2 separate regions of the Homo sapiens genome follow, and region 2 is linked to region 1. Evidence: read pairs that join two places in POLR2A ChIA-PET (ENCODE). Cell type or tissue: PC-9. All regions are shown on one strand. Each heading gives the region's core, and the rest is flanking DNA. Links, peaks and the distances in the headings are about the cores only. Region 1 overlaps LOC105374040 (a long non-coding RNA gene). Region 2 overlaps PHLDB2 (pleckstrin homology like domain family B member 2).

Evidence for each region. Peaks named below come from ENCODE experiments on the same cell type or tissue, not always from the same donor. Only the 100,000 strongest peaks of a DNase experiment are listed, where the experiment ranks them.
Region 2: POLR2A ChIA-PET joins it to region 1 with 6 read pairs; 3 of 35 experiments call an interaction of 5 or more read pairs at or near these places.

What each region holds. Positions count from the first base shown.
Region 1 is chr3:111,840,487-111,845,877 of GRCh38, forward strand. The region is part of intron 1 of LOC105374040 (a long non-coding RNA gene); the gene reads right to left. It also overlaps a transcript of PHLDB2 not described here. Among named protein-coding and RNA genes, the nearest start is that of PHLDB2, 16 kb to the right of the region's middle. In PC-9, for the core only: no CTCF peak of the experiment used is centred there; no DNase peak of the experiment used is centred there; H3K27ac peaks cover 252 bases.
Region 2 is chr3:111,941,435-111,946,825 of GRCh38, forward strand. It overlaps PHLDB2 (pleckstrin homology like domain family B member 2), which reads left to right. Exons shown (of 18, transcript NM_001134438.2): 9 at 3,834-3,923. Among named protein-coding and RNA genes, the nearest start is that of ABHD10, 35 kb to the right of the region's middle. In PC-9, for the core only: no CTCF peak of the experiment used is centred there; a DNase peak (open chromatin) is centred at 3,067; H3K27ac peaks cover 1,906 bases.

The DNA of each region.
Region 1 (5,391 bases), core at 211-5,210:
GATATTGGATAATGGCTTGTAGTCTTGTTTACACATTAGAGTCATTTTCCTCCATACCACTTTTAGGAGAACAGTTTCCATGAAAGGGAGCTTGATGATAACAGAAAAGATAAAGAGACAATCTAACACAGAAATAGACCTGTCTTAGGGCCACATAAATTAAGGGGAGGTTGCTGACTCCTCTCTTACTGACTAGGTGACCTTAGAGAAGTTATTCCTCCTCTTCTGCCCTCAATTTTCTTGCCTATCAATTAGACGAACCTACTCAAAAGATTGTGTGAGAATAAAATGACAAGATGTCTATACAGACTTCAGTACAATGCCTGACACAATGTAAGCTCACGTAAACACTGGTATACCCTATTTTATTAAAAAGAACTACTTTTCTTCTACTGCCTCTCACATTATAATAATGCATAAAGACATATGTGGACAGATGTCATAGTTTCATCAGCAGGCAGATAGTCCCCAATACCATTTTGTCATGATTACCAGGCCACAGAGGAGTTTAGGCAGCTAATCTAGGGAGCTAGGTTTGTATTTTTTCTCTTCTTTTATAGTTACTCCATTCCAGACTAGAAGTTTGAATTTATAATTTTATTTAATTAATTAATTTTGTGTATTTATTTTTGAGACGGAGTCTCACTCTGTCGCCCAGGCTGGAGTGCAATGGCGTGATCTTGGCTCACTGCAACCTCTGCCTCCCAGGTTAAAGCGATTCTCATCCCTCAGCCTCCTGAGTAGCTGGGACTACAGGCACCCGCCATCACACCCAGCTAATTTTTAGCTGTATTTTTAGTAGAGAAGGGGTTTGAATTTAAACAGTGAGCTTTTCATGGTTATTGAGTAGGAGTAGGAGGAGGGGGGAACTGTAAAGGAATGAAAAAGGAAGAGGAAACTTCTTGAACCCCTCCTACATACCAGGAACTAATTTAGGTATATCTGCAGTTATTATGTGAGGAAAGGTGGAAGGTTGCATCAAGATTGTAGAACTCCAGAACCACCTTGACAGGTGAATGAGTATGGGCATTGTCTCTCTATCTAACAGTTGAGATCAACTTTTGTTCTTTTCTTCTCACTCATAACCTCTTCAAATAGAATAAAGAGATGCGTTTTCTCTGGGTTGGGCTCTCAGTTACTCTGGCTGTAAGTGCTCTGAACATCAGGAAATCACTCTGTACAGGGTGTCAGCTGGGCTTCTAAGACTCCTGCGTGTGGAGGAGTTAAGGAGAGTGAACATTTATCAATACATTTATTCCACAACATTTTTATTATGAATGTGTTGATTCTGCAACTCTTCATTAGACTGTAGAGGTAGAAATGCTGTCTACCACTCTAAGACTGATAGACCTAGAGCACTGTAGGAATGCCCTGGAAAAAGAAATTGGCCTGAAGATGTTGGCATTTGTGCGGAACCTAGAAAGTCAGAGTTAGAAAGCAAAGCAAAGCTTGTGGGAGACAGCACAGTACATGTATTAAGGAACAGACTCACACAGATCTAGGTCTGCATTTTGTCTTCCTATCTTTCTTACTATTGACTTTGGACAAGTTCTTTATTTTTCTCAGCTTTAATTGCATTTCTGTAAATTTAGGGAAAAGTACCTTATAGGGTTATAGTGAAGTTATAAAGGAGATAATGTAGGTAAAACACTTAGCACAGTACCTGGCTTATAACTGCTCAAATATAATGGCCATTATTATTATCTGGTCTTTAGCAGTGTTCACTTCTTGCCTCCATCAACAATCTTTTCCTTAGACTTTAAGCTTCTGCTTTTTTTTCTTTAAAGACTATTTTTTGGTTCACAGCAAAATTGAGATGAAGGTACAGAGATTTCTCATATATCCCCATCCTCACACAAACATGGCCTTTCCCCTTATTAACATCCCCGCCAGGGTGGTATGTGTGTTACAACTGGTGAACTGGTGAACCTATATATTGATGCATTGCCATCACACAAAATCCATAGTTTACATTAGGGTTCACTCTTGGTATTGTACATTCTATGGGTTTAGACAAATATATAATAACCTGTATCCACTATTACAGTATCTTACGGAGTATTTTCACTGCCCTAAAAATCTTCTGTGAAGCTTCTTTTTTTAAAAAACAGCTTTTATTGAGATATAACTCACAGACCATATAATTCACCTACTTAAAGTTTACAATTCAATGGTTTTTAATATATTCAAAGAGTCATCCAGAAGCTAACTTTAGAATATTTTCCTCTCAAAAGAAAATCCACACCCATTAGCAGCACTCTCTATTCCTCTTTCATCTCTTCCCTACATCCACTTCCAGGCAACCACAAATCTATTTTCTGTCTCTATAGATTTAACTATTCTGAACAGTTCATATAAATGTAATCATGTAATATGTGATCTTTTGTGACTACCTTCTTTCATTTAGCATGTTTTCAAAGTTCATCCATGTTGAAGCATTGTCAGTACTTTATTCCTTTGTATTGCTGAATAATATTCCATTGTATAGATAAATCACGCTTTATCCATTCACCTTTTGAAATACATCTGAGTTGTTTCCATTTTTTGCTATTACAAATAACGACACCATGAACATTTACATATGAGTTTTTGTGAGAACATATGTTTTCATTTCTTTGGGGTATATACGTAGGAGTGGAATTTCTGGATTTTATGGCAGCCCTGTTAACCTTTAGAGAAACTGGCAGATTGTGATCCAAAGAGGCATTTTGTATTTCCACAAACACCCTATGAGTGCTCCAATTTCTCCATTCTCTCCAATACTTGTTACAATCTGTCTTTTTTATTATAGCCATCCCAGTGGGTATGAAATGGTATCATATTGTGGTATTGATGTGCCTTTCCCAAATGGCTAAAGATGTTCAGTATATCTCCTTCGGAGCAATGTCTACTCAAATCCTTTGAGTATTTTGATTTTTTTATTAGACAGCGTCTTGCTCTGTTGCCCAGGCTGGAGCACAGTAGCATGATCAGAGCTCACTGCAGCTCTTAACTCCAGGGCTCAAGCCATCCTCCTGCCTCAACCTCCAAGTAGCTGGGAACACAGGCACATGGCAGCATGCCTGGCTAATTTTTTAAAATCTTTGGTACAGACAGGATCTCTCTATGTTGCCTGGGCTGGTCTTGAAATCCTGGGCTCAAGTGATCCTCCTGCCTCAGCCTCCCAAAGTGTTGGGATTACAGCAGTGAGCCACCATGCTTTGCCAAGTATTTTGAATTTTAAGAGTTTTACAAATACTCTAGCTACAAATCCCTTATCAGATATATAATTTACAAACATTTTCTCCTGCTCTGTGGGCTCTCATTTCACTTTTTTGATGGTATTGCTTATAGCACAAAAGTTTTTAAAGCTTCTTTTAAGTATAACTTATGGAAGTTTATATTTCAACAGTTATCTCCTAAATAGTACACTTTCAATGGAAGACTTGGCCTTGTTCTTCATAGACAAAAACAATGTATGTAAACTCAGTACGTAAAAAACTCAGTAATGTAAAAATCCTCTAATTGTAACCTTCCCATCACATAGCTGTTGACCTACATTGGCATCTACCCTTACCTGCTTTCACTACCCATGCTCTTGAGATAAAAAGAGCTTATTCTAGTCAAGACCAACACTCCAGCTGGATTCTTGACCTCATCCTCTCTCTATTCTCCCAGGACATTCCTCTGTCACTTAATCTCTCTGTTTCCTAGATCTTTAACATCTCTCTCAGCCTATGAGACAGTTTGCCTTGCTCCCTCCCATTTTGAAAAAAAACAAAAACAAACTTGTCTTGATCTGCATCCTCCAAATATACATCTCTAATCTTGTTCTCTACCCTGCACTTCACTTGGATGCCCTACAGATATATTTCAATTCAACATGTCCAGAATTAAATTCCCCTCCTCACCCCACATCTGTTCTACTTTCAATATTTCTGTTCGTAGATAATGGCACCATCATCCGTCACTTACCCAAATCAAACTCTCTCTCCCCTGTACACACCTTCTAGAATCAATAAATCATGTTGGCTTGATGCGTTGTACCTCTCAGGTATATCATACAGTCTGCATCTCACTATTGTACACAAATGCCTTTAGTTTAGTTTCTTAGCATCTCTCCCCTGAATTATTGTATAGACCTCTAACTTATTTTTCTACCTCCAATTCTGCCACCATTAAGGTTCATTCTCCTTAATATACCAAGAGCAATATAAACAAAACCTGGTATGTTTTAGCATTTGAATAGGAGATGGTGATTGTCCCCTTATTAGGTAATGTACATCACTGGTTATGTGACTTTTGATAACTCTCTAATTATTCCTCTTCAGTCTCTGGCTCCTCATTTGTTAAAGAAAAAAATGACAGCACTTAGTCTTAGAGACATTGTGAGAATCAAGTGGGACAATATTTGGCATACTAGGTGTACAACAAATGGGAGGCCTTACTTACATGATAGTGGGACCAGGTTATCTCCTGGGGCTCCCCTGTGTCTACAGAGAATATCAGATATGTCAGCTGCAGGAATCCGGACTTAAAGTCAGGAACTCTTTGGGAAGCTCTTGAGAACAAGGACACTGGTTTCTTTCCCTATAATATAGAATTTGTGCCGGGAGCAGTGGCTCATGCCTGTAATCCCAGCACTTTGGAAGGTCGAGGTGGGTGGATTACAAGGTCAGGAGTTCGAGACCAGCCTGGCCAATATGGTGAAACCCCGTCTCTACTAAAAATACAAAAAAATTAGCCAGGCCTGGTGGCACATGCCTGTAATCCCACCTACTCAGGAGGCTGACGCAGGAGAATTGCTTGAATCCGGGAGGTGGAGGTTGCAGTGAGCCAAGATCACGCCACTGCACTCCAGCCTGGGTGACAGAGCAAGACTCTGTCTCAAAAAAAAAAAAAAAAAAAAAAAAAAAAAAACTATGGGATTTGTAAAAAGTAGAAGAAATAGTAAAGACAAAGTACCTAACAGGGTGGCTGGTAAATAAAAAGCAGGGGATGAAAAATAGAAAATAAGCAGCAACATGCCCAAGAAGAAATAACTATGCTAAGAAACTGGTTCCTCTTTTGGTTTAAGCATTGTCCATTACTTGTTTGCCAGATTTGTCTATTCTAGATAAAAGTGTGCTTTTGTTGTCAGTGGTGCTGGTGGTGGCGAAGTTCTGTTGTTTTACAGGGAAGATAGCAGTGGAATAACAGAGTGATCCAGGACGTCTGTTTTTCAACTTCAGCAGTAGTTAGTTTCCCCGGATGTTAAACATCTGAGTTCAACAGATGAAGTTCTGTTGACCTTGAGTTTTCAGAGGTCAATTCAGCTTTCCAATCATGGTACCTCTCTTTTCTTGCTGTGTGCAGGCTGGCACTGATCCCAGTTTATCCTTTGAGATTCAGCAGAAGATCCTGATGGAGGAG
Region 2 (5,391 bases), core at 124-5,123, 100 kb after region 1:
ATTAAAGGATGAAGCTGTACCATAGTCCCACCTAAAATAAATGAGTATTCATTCCCTTCTTAGCTATTTTAGGTTAAGAGGAAAGGGGAAGGCCTGACACCATGGCTCATGCCTACAATCCCAGCATTTTGGGAGGTTGAAGCAGGCAGATCACTTGAGGCCAGGAGTTCAAGACCAGTCTGGCCAACATGGAAAAACTCTATGTCTACCAAAAATACAAAAAATTAGCTGGGCATGGTAGCACACACCTTGATCCCAGCTACTCAGAAGGCTGAGGCAGGAGAATCACTTGAATCTGGGAGGCAGAGGTTTCAGTAAGCCAAGATCATGCCACTGCACTCCAGCCTGAGCAACAGAGTGAGACCCTGTCTCAAAAAAACAAAACAAAACAAAACAAAACAAAAGGAGAAGAGAGAGGAAATAGATCCTTCACATAGAATTATAAGCCCATTTGGGGTGCCCCAGCAGCCCGCACATATTTCTGACAACTTCCATCTTCCTCTTTTTCCCACCTCGAAGTCTCTGAATGGAGTTGTATTTTCCCTCTCTATCCCTTGCTCTGGGGATGAAATCTGTTTCCATTAGCATCCTCACTACTATTTTACCTTTGGAACACAATATTCAAAGTCACAGGTTAACTTAGATAGTGTAATATGTAGTATTTAATATTTAAAATTTTAGCCAAAATAGAGAAAAACTCCCAGTGATAGATTTTATAAAATGGGTAAGCACAATCACAGATATAATATTTTCCTATTAAAATATATAAGATACAATTAGATTGTAAAAATTGTGGTCTATAAGTATTAAGATTTTTATTTTTCTAAACTGATCTATAGATACATTTTAATCCCAATCAAAATCCCAACAGACTTTTTTCTAGAAATTGACAAGTTGATGCTAAAATTTACAGTTGATCTTCATTATTCAGGGATTCTATGTTTGTGATTATGTCTACTTGCTAAAATGTATTTGTAACCTCTAAATTGATACTTGTGGCACTTTTGCAGTCATTCACAGAAATACCTGGAGTGGTGAAAATTTTGAGTTGGCCAATATGCACATTCCCAGCTGAGGTTGAACAAGGGAGCATCCCGCCTTCTTGTTTTCTCTCTCATACTGTAAATGAGTGTTATTTTTGTGGATTATTTAATGCCATGTTTTTACGTTTTTGTTTTTTGTTGGTGATTTGCTGCATAAAATGCCTCCCAAGCATAGTGACTAAGTGCAGTGAAGTGCTTCTAAATGCAAGAAGGCTGTGAAGGGCCTTATGGAGAAAATACGTGTCTTAGATGAACTTCATTCACGCTGTTATAGTGTTGCTGACTGTCAGTTCAAGGTTAATGAATCAGCAATATATATCTTAATATACAAATAATAATATATAGTATAATATGTTAATATTAATATATAATGGTATATAATATGTAATATTAAGTAAGTGTCTTCAAACGGAAACACACATGAAACAAAGTTCAGTATTGATCAGTTGATGAAAATATTGTGACTAGAGGCTTGCAGGAACCCAACCCTGTATTGTTTTAGGGGCAGTGGTTCAGTATTCACTAATTTCAGTGTTCGTGGCAAAATTATATAACATAGTTACCACCAATAATCAACTGCATATGAAAATGCAAAGAGCCTAGAACAGCCAAAACAACTTTGAACGAGAACAAAGTTGGAGGATTTGTACTCTTATTTCAAGGTTTACTCTGGAGCCATTTAAGGCAGGGTGGTACTGCCATACAAATACATGTATATTAAATAGATCAATGAAACTGAACTATAAGTCCAAAAATGGACCCATACATATATACTGTCTTTTGATTTTTGACAAAGGCACCAAAACAATTCTTTCAAAGAAATGATGCTGGATCAACTGAGTCAACATGGAAAAAAAAGTAAACCTCAATATTGTCATATGATATATGTAAATTCATTCAAGATATATCAGAGACCTCAATATAAAAATTAAAATGATAAAGCTTCCAGAACAAAATATAAGAGTGAAAGTTTACTTTTATAGCCTTGAGTAAGCAAAAATTTTTAAAAGAAATGACAAAAGACTTGTATCCACAACATATTAAGAACCTGTACACATCAATAATAATAGCAATACATCAATAAATTTTTTTAAAAAACAGGCAAAAGTCTTGAATAAAGATTTTACCAAAGAACGTATATGAAGAACCGAAAAGTTACATGGGAAAATACTCATCATTAGTCATCAAGGCAATATGAATTAGAACAACAATTTAATTCCATCTCATAAACTAAAATGACTAAAGAAGTGAAAATCTCAAATGTTGACAAGAATATGAAGCAACTAGAACTTTCATACATTGCTGACTTGAGTGTAAAATATACAGTCCTTTCACAGAACTTTATAGAAGTTTATTTTAACATCCATCTATGACCCAGCAACTCCACTTCTAGATATTTACACAATATAAATGAAAACATGTCTTCATATAAAACTTCTTCAAGACTGTTTAAAGTAGTTTTTTCCATAATAGTAAACAAAACAAAACAAAACTAGAAAACCTAAATATCCATCAATAGGAGCATGGATAAGCAAATTGTTAGGTATATTTATATAATACAGGACTCCTCAACAATAAAAAACAGTGAACTACTGATGCCTGTAACATGGAGTGAAAGAGGGCTGACACAAAAGAATGCATATTGTATGATTCCATTTATATAAAGTGGTTACATTTTATAAGTAGGCAAACACTTTATAACACAGGCAAAACTAGTGTTAAGGCCGTGGAAATCAGAACAATGCTTGCTCATAAGGGTGGAAGTTGACAGGTAGGGGCATGAGGAAATGATTGGGGTGACAGAAATGCTCTTTATCTTGTCTAGGATATTATTCCATTTGTTCAAACTCATAAATTTATATACTTAAGATCTATGCATTTCACTGAATGCACTTTTTTTTTTAATTAAAAATATTTTAGCCCCAGCCATGGCAAGGACACATATACAAATTATAGCACAATAAAAAAGTGACCCATAAATGTTGCTTAATACCAAATTAATTCAAGATGAATCATAGACAAATGTAAAAGCTAACACCATAAAGTTCCCAAAAGAAAATATATCACTGGGTTGTGATATTACATCATCAGATATTATGTCATCAACAACATCATGTGATATTACATCATCAACAATTATGTGTTATTTGGAAGGATTAAAAGAAAAAGACATTAGAAAATAATTTTTGTTGGTTTTTTTTTTGTTTGTTTTGTTTTTTCTTAGACAGAATCTTGCTCTGTCTCCCAGGCTGCAGTGCAGTGGCGCGATCTCGGCTCACTGCAACCTCCGCCTCATGCCATTCTCCTGCCTCAGCCTCCTGAGTAGCTGGGACTACAGGTGCCTGCCACCACGCCTGGCTAATTTTTTTGTATTTTTAGTAGAGACAAGGTTTCACCATGTTAGCCAGGATGGTCTCAATCTCGACCTCATGATCTGCCCGCCTCAGCCTCCCAAAGTGCTGGGGATTACAGGCGTGAGCCATCACACCTGGCTGAAAATAATGTTTTTAAAATTTTATTTTAAACACATTTTTAAATGACTCTATAAAATTTATTAGGAATTAAAGGTTATATTGCTAAGTATGTTTGGAAACAACTCATGCAGCATATCAGCTAGCAGAAGATGACCTCTAGTATACAGATTTGAAATTTTGACTGAGTATGATGAGAGGAAATAGAAATGGGGGAAATATGTGAGAATCTGATGTTAGTCTCTAATGCAAAGTCACCATGCTTCTCAGTTGCATCGAAGGTTGACTTTTAAGTTTAATAGGTTTTGTATTCCTTCAGGAAAAGGAGAATCTTTGTAATTTGGAAAAGAAATACTCCAGCCTCTCTGGGGGGAAAGGGTTTCCCGTTAACCCCAATACTTTAAAAGAGGTAAGCTATGATTTTACATGTCGCTTTATGTTGCCTTAGAAATCAGGAGATGTATTTCAGCTTTATTTGATTAGCTGAATAATAAAAATATTAACTCAAAGGACCTGTGAAAGCACTCAATGCTTGGATGGTTTCCCTGCCTTTCATTATGTATGCTTTGAGGATTTCAGAGATTATCCTTGTGTCTAATGCAGATGCACATTGTGTGTGTGTATGTGTATGTGTGTGTTTGTGTGTGTGTGTCTACTTTGCTGGGTGGTGACATTGTGGGTTAATCTGGGGTTTCAAAAACTTGAAGATCCAGACCAAGATGAGTCTTAAATTCTCCTTTTTCCTTCCTGAGTCTCCTTTCTCCCTCCCCTCTCTTATTTTGCTTCTCCTTCTCCTGAGTCTTACAGAACATGAAAATGCCTGCAAACATTTTAGAAGGTGGTCTGGTTTCTTTCTTTTCCCTATTTCCCCACCCCCGCAACTGTTGTTTCTGCCATTTTCCCCTCTAAACTGGAAAGTCCTATTTACAGTAAACTGTACATACTCTTTATCTCCAATATCCACCTTTCCCCAGTCCCCATCACCACTTTGCCCACCAGATATCTTAAGGAACTACACTGCCACACTGGGAGAATATTTTAACTCTAATTTGGAAAATTATAACTGAGAAAAAAAATAGTTTATATATATATATATTTTTTGAGACAGAGTCTTACTGTGTTGCCCAGGCTGGCATGATCTCAGCTCACTGCAACCTCCGCTTCCTGGGTTCAAGCAATTCTCCTGTCTCAGCCTCCTGAGTAGCTGGGACTACAGGTACCCGCCACCACACCCAGCTGATTTTTGTATTTTTAGTAGAGACGGGGTTTCGCCATATTGGTCAGGCCAGTCTCAAACTCCTGATCTCAGGTGATCTGCCTGCCTTGGCCTCCCAAAGTGCTGGGATTACAGGCGTGAGCCACTGTGCCCAGCCTATATTTATATTCCTTATACTTATTGTTTTTCTAAAAAGCTAAAAGAAAAGCTTGCTTCTACTTACGTGTTTGCACAATCAAAAAAAACCCTTTAGACAGTGGAGTTTGGACTCTTACATAGAAAATATTTTTGTGTGTGTAAGTATATGAAACAAAATGCTCATCACAATATTAAGTGTGACTATATGTGTACCTCAGAAGCATTTTGTGAAATATTTCTTCCAAAGCTTTATTAGATCATTCAGTTTCATAGTTTCTTTTCATTATTCGGAACGTGGAACTGTCAGGTTCAATGAACAAAGCGTGGTTGTGAATGGAATGTCATGGCCTAAGACAATGTTAGCAAGGTGGGTAAGGGTGCAGGTCTTGTGAGTCTGTTAAAGAAATATGGTCTACTGCATGTGTAATGGGAGGCCTTTAAGTGGTTTTAAGCAGGGAGGTGACATTTGCTATCCATTTGTTAAAGATCACTCTGGGCTGCTCTGTGACTACTGGATCATAAA